2 separate regions of the Mus musculus genome follow, and region 2 is linked to region 1. Evidence: chromatin loops called from intact Hi-C (ENCODE). Cell type or tissue: heart. All regions are shown on one strand.

Region 1 (8,000 bases):
GGATATCTGTGAGTTCAGGGCCAGTCTGCTCTACAGAAAGAGTTCCAAGACAGCCAGGGCAACACAGAGAAATCCTCTCTCGAAAAATGAAAAATGAAAAAATAAAAGTGTGGGGGCAGGGGCGGGGTGGGGGTGGGGCGGGGAGGATGTTGGGAAGAAGAGTTCCAGAGGATTGGGAAGGAAATAAGAGAGGTGAATGGGAGGCAGAGAGGACAACAGTGATGGAGAGACACCCTGAGGAAGCAAGAGACAGCAGGCAGGGGTTGAGGAGGTTCTGAGAGCATGAGTAGAATCAGAATACAATATACACATATGTGAATTGCCAAATAATAAATGAAACATATGTATCTGTGTCTATCTATCTATCTATCTATCTATCTATCTATCTATCTATCTATTTTCAAGAAGTTAGGTTGTGTTCCAGAGAGAGAAAAGAGAACTGAATTTGGAGAACTGATAGTTGTTCCAGCTACTTTTCTATTGCTGTTGATAAAATGCTGTTACCAAAAGCAAGGAAGGAAAGAGTTTCTTTGGATTACACTTCCAAGGCACAGTCCCTTAGTGAGGGAAGCCAAGGTGGGAACCTGAAGGCAGGAACCGTGGATGAAAGTTGCTTTCTAGCTTGCTAGCAGACCCATGCTTCTGCTTAGTTACCTAGGGAATGGTACCACCCACCACGGGCTAGGTCTTGCAACAGCCATTAACAATTCACAGTATGAGTTTCTCAAATAAGACTTCTCTCAGATGGCAGTAAGCTGTGTGGAGTTGACAGTAAAGCTAACCAGGAGAGAGAACTTTCACTGCGCCATTTTCACTGGTCAGAGATGAGAAACTGATCTCAGAGGTCATCAGTGTAGTGGTTTGAATGAGATGTTCACCGTGGTTTGGGCATTTACTATTTGATGCCTAGTTGTGGCCCTGCTTGGGGAGTTTAGGTGCAGGAAGTGTGTCTCTGGGGTCAGGCTTTGAGAGTTAATAGGCTTGAGCAATCCCCAGTTTGCTCTCTCATTCCTGATAGCAGTTAAAATGTGAGCCTTCAGCCTTCCGTTACCTCCTGCCACAATTCCCTGACACTACTGAGTCTTATCCATCTGGAATTATATGGCCAAGTAAATCTTTTCTAAGTTGCTATGGCCACTTAAAAAAGATTTTAATTTTTTTAATTGTATGTATATGAGTACACCGGTATGTCAGACACACCAGAAGAGGGTATCAGATCTGATTACAGATGGTTGTGAGTCACCATGTCGTTGGTGGAAATTGAACTCATGACCTCTGGAAGAGTAGTCAGCGCTCTTAACCACTGAGCCATCTCCCCAGCTCGGTCAAAGTGTTTTATCACAGCAACAGAAACTAAGACTGCGGGGCTGGTGAGATGGCTCAGTGGGTAAGAGCACCTGACTGCTCTTCCAAAGGTCCAGAGTTCAAATCCTAGCAACCACATGGTGGCTCACAACCATCCGTAACGAGATCTGACTCCCTCTTCTGGAGTCTAGTTGACAGCTACAATGTACTTACATATAATAAATAAATAAATCTTAAAAAAAAAAAAAAGAAAAAAAAAAGCCTTCCAGGCTGCCCTGTCTTGCAGGCTGCCCTGTCTTGTCTGAGCCTGTATTCTCTTCTTCTACATACTATAGTCTCACAAGGAATAGGAGGGGTAAGGTCCACTGGGCTGGGGTTGCATTGTTAGACACAAGAGATACACTCATTCATTCATTCATTCATTCATTCACTCATTCAATGCATATGTCTCTGGGCAGTGAAAGTGAGGGCTTAGGTGTTCCTGTGACCATGGCAGTCAAAAATGCTCCTTGTCCTACAGAGATGGAACTGGAAAAGATGGCTGAATGAGAGAAAGGGAAGGTCCAGGGACAGGGTCCCTGTCTTACTTTCTTTGTCCCCAGTTGAGTTTGCCACAGGGACCTTGCCTCCCCATCATTAAGTCTCTCTGCTTCACCTGGGCTCAGCCTGGTTCCAGGGAGTCTTCCTAACACACAGCAGAGTAGTTGCATTGTGTACACAGGACTCATGTTCAAATCCCCGAACCCCATGTATGCTGGCGCCCACCCAGGATTGTGTGCATTGGAGGATGTACACATACCCAGAAGAAATGTTGGAAATCATGGTTACAGAAGACTGAATGAGACCATTGAAGTGTATGAGCTTTTTAAGTGGCCAGTAACAGCCAGGCATAGCGGGGCACAACTTTAATTTCAGCACTAAGGAAGCAGAGGGGGCCAACTGTATGTAGGCCAGCCTGGTCTGCATAGTAAGTTCAAGGGGGGTGGGGTGGGGGTGCGGGTACATAGTGAGCACTGTGTTGAAAAAACACTAAAAACCAATCCCCCTCCCCAAAGCAAAACAACCAATCAAAACCAGCTAAATTGATCAAAGTTTAGGTTTCTCAATTTCTAACAAAAAATTGAGAGCTTCAGGCACAGCTGGATCCAGCCAGGCGGTCTTTCCTTCATCTTTGCCTTCTGGCAAGTTCCGAATCTACAAGGTAACACCGTGGCGACGCCTGCCCTTAAAGAAAGAGAAAGAGACTCCTAGCTGTGCTCCAGAATCGGGACTGATTTGTAAATTAGCTCAGAAAGCCACAGTGACAACAAAGACCACCTGGGAAGGGAGCTTGGGGACTCTATTGTCAGAAGGGGCGTGGTGACACATTCCTAACATTTCTGACTCTGGAAGGCAAGGGCCTGCCTGGATAAGGGACTGAGTTCAAGACCAGACCGGGATACATAGGCAGTTATTAAGAGGGAGAAACAGGCTACAAAAAGTGAGCCTGTGGATGCATAGACGAGACAGCTAAAGGGTTTTACAGCCTCCTCGCCTCACAGGTCCGAACTCACAAAGGATAGTCTACCCGGCACCTGCCTGCAGAAAGCCCCCAAGCCTGGCACCCAATGACACTTTTCTCACGTTCAGGAATAAGAGCCCCAGCCTTGCTCTCACATTGGGCACCATGGTAACCAGACCCTGCCTACCGTCCCCTCCCCCCTAGAGAACTCAGTTTCTGTTTGTCTCCAGGAGTCTAGCCGGTGCTGAGCAGAGGGCAAGTGGGCTCAGAGAGGGGAAGAGAGAAGGGCGAGGTGGTGGGAGTGGAAGCTGAAGCAGCTATGGAAGAGAGACTGAGGAATGGGCCTGGGAGAAGGGGAACGGGAAATAGGGAGGCTCAGAGAGGGTGACAAGATTGGTGAAGGACTGCAATGAGGAGGGGGCAATCCAGGGGGCTGGGGAGGTGCTGGGGAAGCTGATGGAGAAAAAGACCAGGGAGGTGGGACAGAGGGCAGAGACTTCTGGGAGAAATGTGGAGGACAACTGGGAAAGGGGGTTTAGAGGGAGGCAGACAGAGAATTGTGAAAACCGGGGACAGGGATGGTTCAGGAGGGCTGAAGAAAGAGAAGCCATGAGACAGGAAGAGATGGAGACGGAAGTAGAGTTGCAGGGAAACAGGAGGTGGGGCGCACACCGAGTCCCGGAGGTTAGGGGAAAGCGTGTGTCCTTGTGGTCTCAGCCTTCCAGTTCCGTGTTTGTCCCTCGTGGTTTCAAAGAGCAAGAAGCAGAAGTCCAGGAAAAGAGCTGCGCTGTGTGGCCCAGTGCGAGCATCTCGCCCCATCTTTCTGGACTTCCCCAGACCCGCTTCTCCAGGATGCAGCCAGAGGTGGAGCCTTTAATCTCCCCCAACCTGGGCGCCCCTGGCTCACACAGGGAGACAGGTGAGCAGGTCTGGGGGCCGGCGAACCGGCATTCCCACACTGTTGGTCCTCGAGCCTAGAACTACATTTCCCAGGAGCCCCTGCCTTTCTCTGGCTGATACTCTGGGTACAGAACTGCATTGCCCTTGGGGGTTCTGCAAGTCTCTGGCCAGTGTGGGAAGCCTCAAACCACATCTCTCAGAAGCTGTTGCAGTCCCCCTGCTAATAATTCTCTGAGCTCATACTACTTTTCCCAAGAGGCTCCCTTGCCAATATTCTGAAATCAAAACTACATTTCCCAGAAGGCCTTGCAGATCTCTAGCAAAGACTCTGCGGGTCCCTGGTCAGTATTCTGGGTCCAGAACTACATTTCCCACCAGCCTCTGCAGTTACCGGGCTCATTAATAATCTTTTAACAAGAAGTGCTGCAGCTATCTGAACGTAACTTCTGGGCCCCAAACTACATATCCCATGAGACACTTGCAGTTCCCTAGCCAACACTCAGATTTAGAACTCTGTTCCCCTCACCCTCTGCAGTTCCCTGGCACATACCCTCGGTTTACAAAGAATTTACCATGAAATGCTGCAGTGTCGTTCCCCCCTCCTCCGCCCCCCGCTAATATTTCTGGGCCCAGAACTGCAGTTCCCATGAACCTCCTGGGCTTCAACAACGCTTCTGAGTCTATTTTCCCTAGATACCTTCACTCCTTGGTCTTGCACAGTAGTTCAACGTCTTCCTGTCCTCAATCCCTGGTTCTTATTTTCAGATAGCCCCACCTCCAACCCAGATGCAGAACTAAACCCTAGGTGCCAATCTTCCACCACAGCCCCACTCAGAGCCCCGACCCCACCCCCCAGCCCTGTCTTACTTTCTTTGCCCATAGTTGAGTTTGCCACAGGGACTTTGCCTCCCCATCATTAAGTCTTTCTGCTTCACCTGGGCACAACCTGGTTCCAGGGAGTCTTCCTAACACGCAGCTAGACTATAGCTGTCTCTTGCTCACGTCAGCCCCAGGCTTGCAGCCCTTTCCAGCACAGCTCACTTCCCAAATGCTGAGTTGATGTCATCCCAAGAAGATTCTGCATGGCTGTAAGTAACAGAAATGTGAACTCTGTAAAAGTAGAAATGGCATTTGTTCTATACAAAAAGTACAGAGAGATTAAAGTCAGGGACACCACTAGGGAGCCAGTTTCTTTCATCTCTCAGAGTTTTGATTTGAGACACATTTCCTTGGCATAGCACATAACTTTGGCTTGCTATTACCTCACGGTCACAAAGCAGCTACTACAATTCCAACCATTCTCTCCAGAAGTCTTCATTCTGAGGGCTCCCTAGATGTCTTCTCCTGCCACTTCAGCTGCAAACACTAAGCTGCCCACTTGGCCGACCGAGTAAGAGGAAACAAGATGACCTTATTCTTCTGCACAGGGGTTTCCAGCTCTAGCCGAGGCCCATTTAACAAGAAGCTTTACCACTGGGGCTCAGGCGGTCCTAGTTTTTTGGATGCTTACCTGGTGGAGATAATGAACCGGAGCTGGAACATTTCGGTATAAGCCTAATGACTATTTCTGAGTACCTGGGAAGAGAACTATAAACCTCAAGACCCCATGTGGTCACCTTCCTCCACCTAGACCCTCACCTCCACAACAGCCCACCGTCTTCAAAACTGGGTATCATTCGTTCAAATGTGAACCAGTAGGGACTTTTCACATCCAAACTACAAAATGTAGCAAACTCCTACAGTCTTTAAGTCTCACTGTAACCTACACCTCCTCAGGGAGGCATTCTGGGATTGCCTGGGGGGAGAATTTCCTCTGCCATTCTAAACTGGGAGTTCTCAGGACAGAGTGGCTATTAGTCATTTGGCTAATAATCTTTTTAAGTTTTCCGGTGAAAGGGTGTTCTCCATTGTCCTCCAAGACACACAGGAAGCACAGAGATGCTATTGAGGAGTGAAATTCTTTTTTTTTTTTTTTTTTTTTTTTGGTTTTTCGAGACAGGGTTTCTCTGTATAGCCCTGGTTGTCTTGGAACTCACTCTGTAGACCAGGCTGGCCTCGAACTCAGAAATCCACCTGCCTCTGCCTCTCAAGTGCTGGGATTAAAGGCGTGTGCCACCACCGCTGAGTGAGGAGTGAAATTCTTGCATCAAGTGAATTAGTAAATACTTTATTTTCCCCCAGTTTTGGGATCAAACCTAAAGATTTGTGGTGTCAGACAGGGGCTCTAACACTGACATGATCCTAGTCCTTCACGGGTGGATTCTAGGCAGGTGCTCTACCACTGAGCCACACTCCACCTTCTCACTGGGTATTGTGGTTTGAATAAGAGTAGCTTCTAGAAGCTCATGTATTTGACTGCTTTGTCACTAAGGAGTGGATCTGGTCTTGTTGAAGGATCTATGTCTCTAGGGCTGGGATTGAAGTTTCAAAAGCCCATGCCAGCCTTTCCCCTCTCTCAGCTTGTGGATCAGCGACTACTCCAGTGCCGTGTGTGCTATCATGTGCCCTGACATGATAATGGACTAAGCCTCTGAAGTTTTGAGGGAGACCCCAGTTAAAGTGGCTGTGGTCATCTCATACCTTCACAGCCACAGAACAGTGTGGTCACGGCATGCCTTCACAGCCGTAGAGCAGCGACTAAGACAGAAGTTGGTACCAGGAAGCAGGATATTGCTGAAACAGGCCTATTCATGCTACTTATTGGTGTAATGTAGACTTTGGGATGTCGGATTTAGAAAAGCAGTTGAACGCTTGAAGAGGGGCTTAATGGGCCATTCAAGAAGGAGCATTAAAGAGATGCTGAGGGCAAGTTGAACTGTGGGGGCCCAGCTCCAGAAGTTTTAGAGGGAAGTAAATGCTCTAGAGACTGTTTATGGTGGTTTGAATAATAACGGCCCATATTGGCTCATATATGAATGCTTAGTCATCAAGGAGGGGCACTACTTCTAAGGATTAGGGGGTATGGTCTTATTGGAGTGGGTGTGGCCTTGGAGTAGGTGTGGCCTTGTTGTAGGATGTTTGTCGTTAGGGGTGGGCTCTGAGGGTTCATAAACCTAAGCCAGTCCCAGAGGCCTTTTCTCTTCCTGCAGATTCACAAGTAGACTTCTCAGTTCCTTCTTTAGCACCACATCTACCTGTGTGCCTTCATGCTCCCTGCCATTATGACAATGCACTAAATCTCTGGGTTGGAAGCCAGCCCCAGTTAAATATTTTCCTTTACAAGAGCTAACATGATCATGGTGTCTCTTCACAGCAATAGAACACTGTTGATTAAGACAACTTTCTTATGTTATTTTGACAAAGAATGTGGTGTCTTTTTGCCCGTGTCCCAAATATCTGCCTGAGACTAAATTGAAGAGTTTTTTAGATTAATAATGGCATTGATAGAATCATGTGGTTATTAGTATCTATCTCTCTACCTCTCTATATCTATCTATCTATCTATCTATCTATCTATCTATCTATCTATCTATCTATCTATCTAATCGAGACAGGGTTTCTCTGTGTAGCCATGACTGTCCTGGAACTTTCTCTGTAGACCAGGCTTGCCTCAGACTCAGAGATCCTCCTGCCTCTGCCTCCAGAGTGCTGGGATTGAGGCATTGAGCACCACGTCACAGACTAGGAATCACTGTCATGCAGATATACAATGAAAAGGGGCAATCTGGACAAAGAGAAATACAAGCTATACACACTGAAGGGAAAAGGAGCAGCAGGAAGTGTAATGGAGTTGAGCCCAGTGCTCAGAGAGATACAGTGGTTGACGGAAAGCCTGATGCTAAAGAGAATAAAGGGAGAGGGGTCCTCAAGGTAAGAGCCCATCCAGCCAAGCTTCCAGCCCATGAAGGAGAGCTTAAGTAGTGAAGGAAACCATCGGTAACAGAAAGTCAATGCCAACACAACTGACCGAGGTGGCCATGTTCCAGTCCCAGCAAGTAGCCATCTTGGCACTTTGGGCCACACGGTTCTGGTTTTGGAGTCAAGGACACAAGGAAGGGTTGTGGAATCTTCCTCTCAGCTAAGGAGAGCTGCTGACGTCAGGCGTGTGCAGGAGTGTCCGGCGTGGAGGCTCGGAGAGGCCGATGCACGAAGCTGCGAAGGTGCAGCCTGGGTTGCTAGGGGGCCTCAAGATGTTGGAGATGCCAGAGCTGTGGGACGGCTGCAGAAGAAAGCTACTAACAGGGAGCTGGTGGAGCCCATCACCTGGCTGTCTTGACCCACCTGCTCCAGAATAATGACGCAAAGACTTAGAGTTATTTATGAAGCCTAGGCCTTATAGCTTAGGCTTGTTCCC
Region 2 (8,000 bases), 440 kb before region 1:
AGTTCTGCAAGAACCAGTGCCTTGCACACCAAGAGGACCCTATCACTGAACTAAGCCATACCCTCAGGCCCTTTAAAATTTTTATTTTTGACCCAGAGTTTCAAAGTTGTCAGGGCCTCTAAGTCACTCCAGCTGGCAGTGAACTTCCAAACCTTGTCTCCATCTCCAAATGCCAGGGTTATAAGCCTGTGCCACTAGTCTAGGCACCTTATCTGCTTGATTATCTCCTAGCAAATGAGGTAGAAACTTGCTATCGTTCCACTGAAGTCAAGAGAACTTCAGTAGCTGTCTGCTGAACCTCTCCTACAAGGCATTCTTCCCCCCACTTCCACTCCACCCACCAGAAGATACCTCTAGCCTCTCAATCCTAGTTTCAGAAGACATCCCAATCACTCCCATGTCCTACTTAGGTGTCACTCCCAAATACAACTTAGTAGGAACAGAGAGCATCTCCTGTGCCCAATGGCTATGTTTGTAGCCCTGCTGAGGTGCAGCCAGAGAGAATACAGACTCCAAACCACCCACATTAAAGCTCCAAGGGGCTGGACACAAATTGTTGGGTGTACGAGAATTTTGGTTTCCTTAAAAAAAAACGCAGAAATACTATAAAAAATGTTTTCATTTTAATTCCAGGTGTAGGACACGGGGCTGCTTCAGACTGTCCACAGCAGCTATGATTTGCCCTCATGCTCTAGCAGGGGCTTGATTCTGACAGCTGCAGATTCTGATTGCATGTTTAGAATTTTGGGGACTTTTCAGAGGGTACATAAATGCTAGGGTTCCTAGAGGTGTTGTTGGTGTCTCAGTTTGTTAAGTAGTTGTGCACAAAGAAACAAGATGTACTCATTCATAGTTCAAACTTGAATTTCAGACAAAATCTAGACATCGCCTTTCCAGTCAGCAGCTGCCCAGCCCAATCTGCAATCCCTTTTAGGTGTGGTCGGGGTGCTCAGCAAGTCCTCCTGACCCTTTGTAACAGCTCAGTCCTGATGCCTGTGCCCTTTCACCACTAACCCTCCACTACTTTCCCTGTATCCTGGCTAACAGCACATATCTCCTAGAGGACACAGAATTAGAGGTTGGATAATGGCCATGCAGATTCATCTACATCAGTACCCACGGCCTGTGAATATTATCCCATGGCAAAGCATTCAGTGTAGACAAGTTACATGAAGGCTCCTTCAAGACTCAATTATCCTGGACTATCTGGGACAGTCCAATGTTCAAGCACAGGGCTTCTGTAAGGAAGGCAGGAAGCTCAAAGGAAGAAGCTTCAAGTTGGACGGAGGCAAAGAAGCCTGAGGGGACACAAAGAGCCTCAAAATGAGGTAGCCTCTAGATACTGGTATGGCTAGGAACCCAGTGCCTTGGGAACTCCAAAATTCTATTAAGGTGCCAAGTGTGTGCTCTCTGAATCTTTTAACCTGTCATAACAGCAAGGGGGAGTTAACCAGTACAGGTGACACCCAAAACGTGGGAGCTGGTACAGAAGCATGAGGCCAACTCAGTGATAAGTTACAACAGTGACTTCTAAAGGGGAGGTGTTGTAAGAGAAGGGCAGGGGCTCTAGAGAACTCTGAGCATCTGGCCACGTGGCACTGCCCTTTCCCCAGCCAAACTGGCCTTGGCCTTCCTGCCCTTGTTTGCCAGGACACCCACACCTCCAACTCCTGTCCCTCTGGCCTTCGTGACCCAGTTTTACTTGTTCCCTAGCACTGTGTGGAGATTATGCTTTCGAGTTTTCTGTCCCCACACAAGCAACTGATTCAGAAGTGTGCTGCTGCCCAAGGGGGTGAGGTGGGGGTAGCACAGTGCTGGGGGCTATATGAACAAAGTCCCGACCTTGTCCTCTATGTGCTGGAGGAGATAGTCATGCACAAGTATGGAAGGACAGGAAGAGAAGCTACACCAGATTCTGAGCTCCTAGGAAGAGCTTTCCCTCAGCTACCCCTTTAGCATTACCTGGTACTGATGAAGACTCACCCTTCCCTGTACCAAGTGGAAGGGATACTTTTACTTATTAGGAAAAGGATAGACACACAATACCATGTACACTCACACTGGGAAGACAAGTAGCAGGTTGGTGCACACCCCACCAAAATCTAAGTAGGCAGACCAACTCCTGCCCACAAACAGAACCCATAAAGCCCAATCCTTTTCCATCACACAAGGCTGTTCTCTCAACTGGGAAACCAGGGCCTGCCACAATAGTACAGGGATGAGAAGCAACCAGGTGGACAAAAATAAAGATATACGAAGCGTCACAACAAAACCTCTTTGCACACTAACCAAAACAATTTAACAGCAACAACAAAATCTAGGTAATAGTCCAGGTTTGAGGCCTCACAGGACAGGGTGGGGAACTCTGCTCTATCAAAGACAACTGTGGCCATGCAAAATTCTTCTTACCCTTTTTCAGGCCCCAGTCTTGTCTTTCACAACTAAGCTAGTGCCTTTGGGATGCTAGGCCCCTTCTTAGCACAAAGCCCCAGATTTTCAGTGTTCTGCCCAGGGGGCTCCTATACAGGTCTTTGCTACCTAGGAGCTGTTGCCAGGTGCTCTGTGGTCCCCAGAGAATTCCCTCAGCCCTTCCTAACCATCAGAGCCCGGCTGATGCAACTGCCTGCAACCAGCCGCCTCACTCCCCAGCTCAGGCCCCTCCGCACTGGAAAAGAGTTCCAAGCAGCTCCACCCTTGCTTCTGGCTCCCCACAGGATTTGTTTTTTGTTTTTGTTTTTTGAGAGGAAAGAGACTAGGCTGCCACTTGAGCCGGGGTGAGGGTTAGGAAGAGAGAATAGCACACATGATGGACACATAACAGTCTGGTACTGGCCAAGGCTCAGGGTGGCAGGCCTCCAGGGATGATCACAACTCCCATAAAGTGACGGCTGTGCACATGCTGGGGAGGGCATGGCAGCTAAATGTGAAAACCAGCTCTTGAGTTAAGGTGGATCTGAGGGCGGGGGAAGCATCTGGGTAGGACCTCAGGAAAGAAAAAAGAAGTACCATGGGGAAGACTATGGGCTGGTACCCCCACTCTGCACTGTCTTTGAAACCTTTCGATTATTCCAAAAGTTTACTTTAAAATACCAAACTCAAGGAAAGGAGCACCACCGGCACAGCAACATGGCACAATGTTTCAAATAAAAACCAGCACCTGTGGGGCCCAGGGATGCAGCTCAGGTGGTAGAATGTCCATTTAGCATGCAGTTCATGAAGCTCTGGGTCCATCCCATTTCTGTATTCGTAGCAGACTCCACATGGACTTAACAAAGCCCATAGCTGGCAAGGGAGGGCTGGAGTCTAAACACATCAAATCACGCCTGTGCTCAAACACTGGCAGAAGATAAGAATTCACACTCTGATGGCTCAGTGTTACAGAGCACTGACTGCTTTTCCAGAGCAACCACATGGTGGCTCACAACCATCTGCAATGGAATCTGATGCCCTCTTCTGGTGTGTCTGAAGAGAACCTGTGTACTTACATAAATAAAATCTAAAAAAAAAAAAAGAGTGCCCATTCCAAGGGGAATTATCTCAAGGACTTGTAACTTTCAAAATCAGTATTCCCCACCTGCTCTGAATCTTTTACAGTACCAGGGATGGACACCAGAGTCTGGAAAGCAGTATTCTGGCCAACACTCTGCCACCAACCTCCAACCCCAGCCCATTACATATTTTTTTAAAATCAGGATCTTTGTTAAGTTCTCTAGACAGCCAAGAACTCACTTTCTAGTCAAGGCAAGCCTTGAGCTTTTTTCCTCCCCTTACTCAGTATGTAGACCTGTCACTACAGGTGGTGGAGGTCAGAGGACAACCGTCTAGAGTTGCTTTTGTCCTTCTACCAAGTGGGTCCTGAGGATGGAACTCAGGAGGGTTGAGTTTAGAGATCACCACCAGAGCCATCTCAAAGCAGCTCCAGCCCTGACCTTGACTTTCAATACTCCTGTCTTAGCCTCCTAAGTAGGTGAGATATCAAGCCTGGCCTCTGGACTTTTTCTTTTTAAAACACATTGAGGCCAGTCAGTATGACCCTGAACTCATGATTTCTTTTCTCCCATCTCCCAAATCCTGAGAATACAGGCAAGTCAAGCCCAATCCATGTGGTGCTTGGACAGAGACTAAGGTTCTGGTGTTAAAAACAGACGAGCATTCTTGAGCTCTATCTCCAACCATTCAGTCTCTCAGCTGCTACAAATATGACACACTGACTGACTTTCACATGGAATGCCAGCCATGTACATGAACATGGGGTAGAAAACAGGGTTCACGCATCATCCCCGGTGAAGGACAAGAGGGACTCTTTTACTAAATGGAATATAAATGTCCTATTTTGGACAGGATCAAGAAATAATTATCTAGTGGGGTCAGCAAGAGAGCAAGGACTGCAAGAAAGTCAGAGCAAGGGCAAAACCTTAGAGGTCGGCAGGGATGGCTGGAAACAGAAACCTTGGAGGTGGGACACACAGAACGATCATATGGCTAAGAATCTGGGGTAGGGAGAGTAAAAGAGGTGAAGTCAGGGTTTTTTTCTAAAAGAAAATACAATGACTGAGCAGTGGGTAAAGGCTGCCAAATAGTTTGACCCGAGTTCCGTCCCTGGGACTCACATGGTCAGAGAACCAACTCCTGCTAGCTCTCCTCTGACCACCACAATAAATGTTAAAACAAAACAAACAAAAATATGTTGAAGAGTCTCGTGGTTAGGACTTCGTGGCCTACTTTCCATAGCTGATATATCTGTGCGCGTATACAGCGCTCTACAAGTACTTGGGAAGCGTTATCTCGCGGTTGCTGCCTGGAACTCCTCTATGAAGCCTAAGCTAGCTTGCGCCATTCGGCGATGGGCTTAACCCACGAGGTCTCGGGTGGCAAATTCGTGAAGCAGGGAGAGAGAACGAGACGAGCTGGTTTCGGGTGTGAAAGACACATCGGATCTGACCGATTCAGGAGACCGAGCCCGGGCCCCCAGCCTGAAGCAGAGAGTGGAGGGTCAGGGCGACATGGCGGGCCCGGGGTCGCCACCGCCCCGTCGGGGCCGCGCGAGGGCGGGGCGCGGAGGGATCCAGGCAAGCCCGCGCTGCGCCGCCCCCGGTATATTTGTCCCCAGGCCCCGGGGCCGCCTCATTTTCAACCCTCTCAGCACAGTCTCCCTTAACGCTCCCGCCACGCCGCCTCCGCCCGCGCAATGGCTCTGTAGCCGCGACCCCGTCGTGTCCCCCGCCCCCGTCTCCGCGCTCACCGCGCCTTCACTCTCCGCTCACACCGTCTCTTCAGCCGAGGCCGCCGCCGCCGTTGCCTCCTCGCCTTTTCGCCGCCATGGAGTGAGTAACCGCTCGCCCCTCCCTCGCCAACTGCCTTTCCCGCCCTTTCAGAGCTCGCGGGGCTTCACGGGTCAGCCTCGTGGTGGGGGCGGGGGAGACGAAGTGAGGAACCACGGTCGCGCAGGCGCAGAAGAGGGAAGCTGGCGGCCGGCGCATCCGCTGAGCAAGCGCACTAGGCTCGAGTTGCGAGGGGCGGGGAGGAGGAGGGCGTGCTTCCGGAGAATTTGGGGGCTTTTAAGGTCGGCTCGCGCGCCGTTGCGCCTGCGCGCTAATTCACAGACCCTCTGCCCCTTTTCCTCCAAGGAGACAACCCCACAACCTGTTGCGCATGCGCATTGTCTTATTCCCCCACCCCCCCACCCCTCCACCCCCGGCCTGAACTACGGCGGGCGGCCGGTCATTGGCTAAACACGCGCACTGGTCCCCCAGGAGGGTAGTGGCGTAACAATGGATCGGGTCCTGGGACTGAGCTTGCGCCTCGTCGCTAGTCGAGCCAGCAGCGAGGAAGGGTGGGGTTTTGCTTGAGGCTCCGACTCAGGCCCAACTTCCCTCCAATCAGACACCTGCTGGGGCGGGGACTGGCTTAAACTGACAGGAAAGGCTTTAGGAACACCTTTAAGAAAGAGTTAGCACTAGCACTACAGGGGCGGGGCCTCTAGGGACTTGCTAGTGGGGGACGGGAACTGACTGTGACAGACAGAAGGGTGGGCGGAGCTTCCCGTAGAATCTTTAGAAGTCACCAAAATTTTTAAGGGAAGAGCGGGATCTGTGTGTGTGACACTGATGAAGGGCCCAGGCATGCAGAATTATTCTGGGAACCCCTGTGGATTAAAGGGGGTATAGTCTAATGATGCGGAAGGGGCACGGCTAGAAGGAAATTCCCTTGGGATTGAAATTTTTATGAAGAGGAATAAGATGAGGTGGGTAGGAGGGACTAGAGGTAATTCCCCTGGGAAAACACTAGGTTTCTGTGTTGAGGGAGGAGATGGGGCAGGGGAGTTTCCAATAATGTCCCTGGGAATGTGTGGAGCGCTGAAATTTTCGGAAAGAAGGAAACTGTGTAGCCTGTGGGTCAAGCCGCTTTGACTCAATCCCACCCACGTCCCCTTGTCCTCACAGGTCCTCCACCTTCGCCTTGGTGCCTGTCTTCACCCAGCTGAACAATCTTCCACGCTGCCTCCCAATTGTTGGTGCAGCCTCCATTGCCGTCGCTGCCCTGTGCCTGTGTCACAGCCATGTCACTCCTGGCGACCCTGGGACTGGAGCTGGACAGGGCCCTGCTCCCAGCTAGCGGGCTGGGCTGGCTCGTAGACTATGGGAAACTCCCCCTGGCCCCTGCCCCCCTGGGCCCCTATGAGGTCCTTGGGGGTGCCCTGGAGGGCGGGCTTCCAGGGGGGGGAGAGCCCCTGGCAGGTAAGAACAGGTTAAGAAGAGAGGTGGGTTGAGCTGGGGGTGGGGGTGGACAGAAAAGGAAGAATTTATTCCTTCACAAGATCAGTACTGAGGGCCTGCAGTGTGCCCAACACTGTTCTAGGTCTGCAGGGTTCCGAGCAAGGGATCCCTAAGCTCATGGGTGCATCAGGAGACAGAAGTGGGAGACCAAAGCTTAGTGGACAGTGATGAAAGACATAGTTGAGAAGTCAGCCCCTCTAAGTAGATGACATCTGAACTGAGGGCTGAGGGATGGGGAGAAGGAGCCATGATAAGGTGGAAGGGGGCTCCATCTCAGAGATCCTGGGGCACAGTCTCTTTTGACTATGTAACAGATGGTTGTCCCAGACTGCGCCTGGTGGCACATGCCCTCAGCTCCCCCTGTTCAAGGGGCTTCTCAGCCTCTTGAGGTCAGGCCAGCCTAGGCAGCATAGCAAGAACGTAATTCTCAAACATCTCAGAAATGGAAAAGGAGAACAAATAAAGATGGAGCGAGTCATACACACACACACACACACACACACACACACACACACGTGCAGGAAAGGGAGGAGAGAGAGTGGTGAATAGTCCTAGCACTCTGGGAGAGTCAGATGTTTAAGGTTGTCCTCAGCCACGGACTACAAAGCAGGTCCAAGGCCAGCCTAGTCTACACAAGTCTCTATCACCAATAATAACTGAACAAGCAAGGAAAGGAGAGAAGACATAGGTATGGGGTGCAGTCAAGCAGCCACAGAGCAGGATTACAGACGTGGGAGCAGACCTTTGTTGGGTGGACCGTTAGTTGGGTGACTGCTTCACTGAGTGGTTGGCTGATTGATTTGAATCATTGATTGGCTTGTTCACTGATTGGTTGGTGAGTTGATTAGTTCATTGGCAGGTGGCCTGGTGAACTGATGGGTGATTGGCTGGTTGGCTGGGTCATTGGTTACATGGTGGTTTAGTTGATTGTTGGCTGGTGAACTCTGGTTCACTGGTTCACTGCTTACTTTCTGGGTTACTTGGTTGGCTACTGAACTATATGATTGGCTGATTGGTTGGTTGGTTGCCTCATTCATTGTTAGTGGGTCTGTTTGTTGATTGTAAACTATGGTTGGCTGATTGACTGACTGGCTTGTTCATAGATTAATGAATTTGTTGGTTGGTTGGCTGCTGAGTGGTATGATTGCCTGGTTGGCTGGTTAGCTAGTAAATCCTATGGCTGGCTGACTGGTTGATTGGTTGGTTGGTTGGTTAGTTCATTGG

The links. A loop is a pair of places that touch in the nucleus more often than their neighbours do. Peaks named below come from ENCODE experiments on the same cell type or tissue, not always from the same donor. Only the 100,000 strongest peaks of a DNase experiment are listed, where the experiment ranks them.
Region 2: a loop joins it to region 1, with 3 times the contacts of the local background. A loop is called at or near these places in 1 of 42 quality-filtered maps.

The regions. Positions count from the first base shown.
Region 1 is chr7:44,370,048-44,378,047 of GRCm38, reverse strand. 1700008O03Rik (RIKEN cDNA 1700008O03 gene) reads left to right here and starts at 3,018. Exons shown (of 6, transcript NM_027049.1): 1 at 3,018-3,061; 2 at 3,524-3,725. The coding sequence starts at 3,659. Gm39001 (a long non-coding RNA gene) reads right to left here and starts at 3,551. Exons shown (of 2, transcript XR_882056.2): 1 at 3,479-3,551; 2 at 2,145-2,524. In heart, no CTCF peak of the experiment used is centred here; DNase peaks (open chromatin) are centred at 3,017 and 4,077; H3K4me3 peaks cover 2,048 bases; H3K27ac peaks cover 1,965 bases; H3K27me3 peaks cover 359 bases.
Region 2 is chr7:44,813,726-44,821,725 of GRCm38, reverse strand. Atf5 (activating transcription factor 5) reads left to right here and starts at 6,068. Exons shown (of 3, transcript NM_030693.2): 1 at 6,068-6,244; 2 at 6,444-6,737. The coding sequence starts at 6,560. It overlaps Nup62 (nucleoporin 62), which reads right to left and starts at 5,638. Exons shown (of 2, transcript NM_053074.2): 1 at 5,243-5,638. It overlaps Il4i1b (interleukin 4 induced 1B), which reads right to left and starts at 5,356. Exons shown (of 9, transcript NM_001171024.1): 1 at 5,243-5,356. In heart, CTCF peaks have their summits at 3,433 (motif pointing left) and 5,971; DNase peaks (open chromatin) are centred at 1,705, 2,765, 5,705 and 6,605; H3K4me3 peaks cover 4,960 bases; H3K27ac peaks cover 4,395 bases.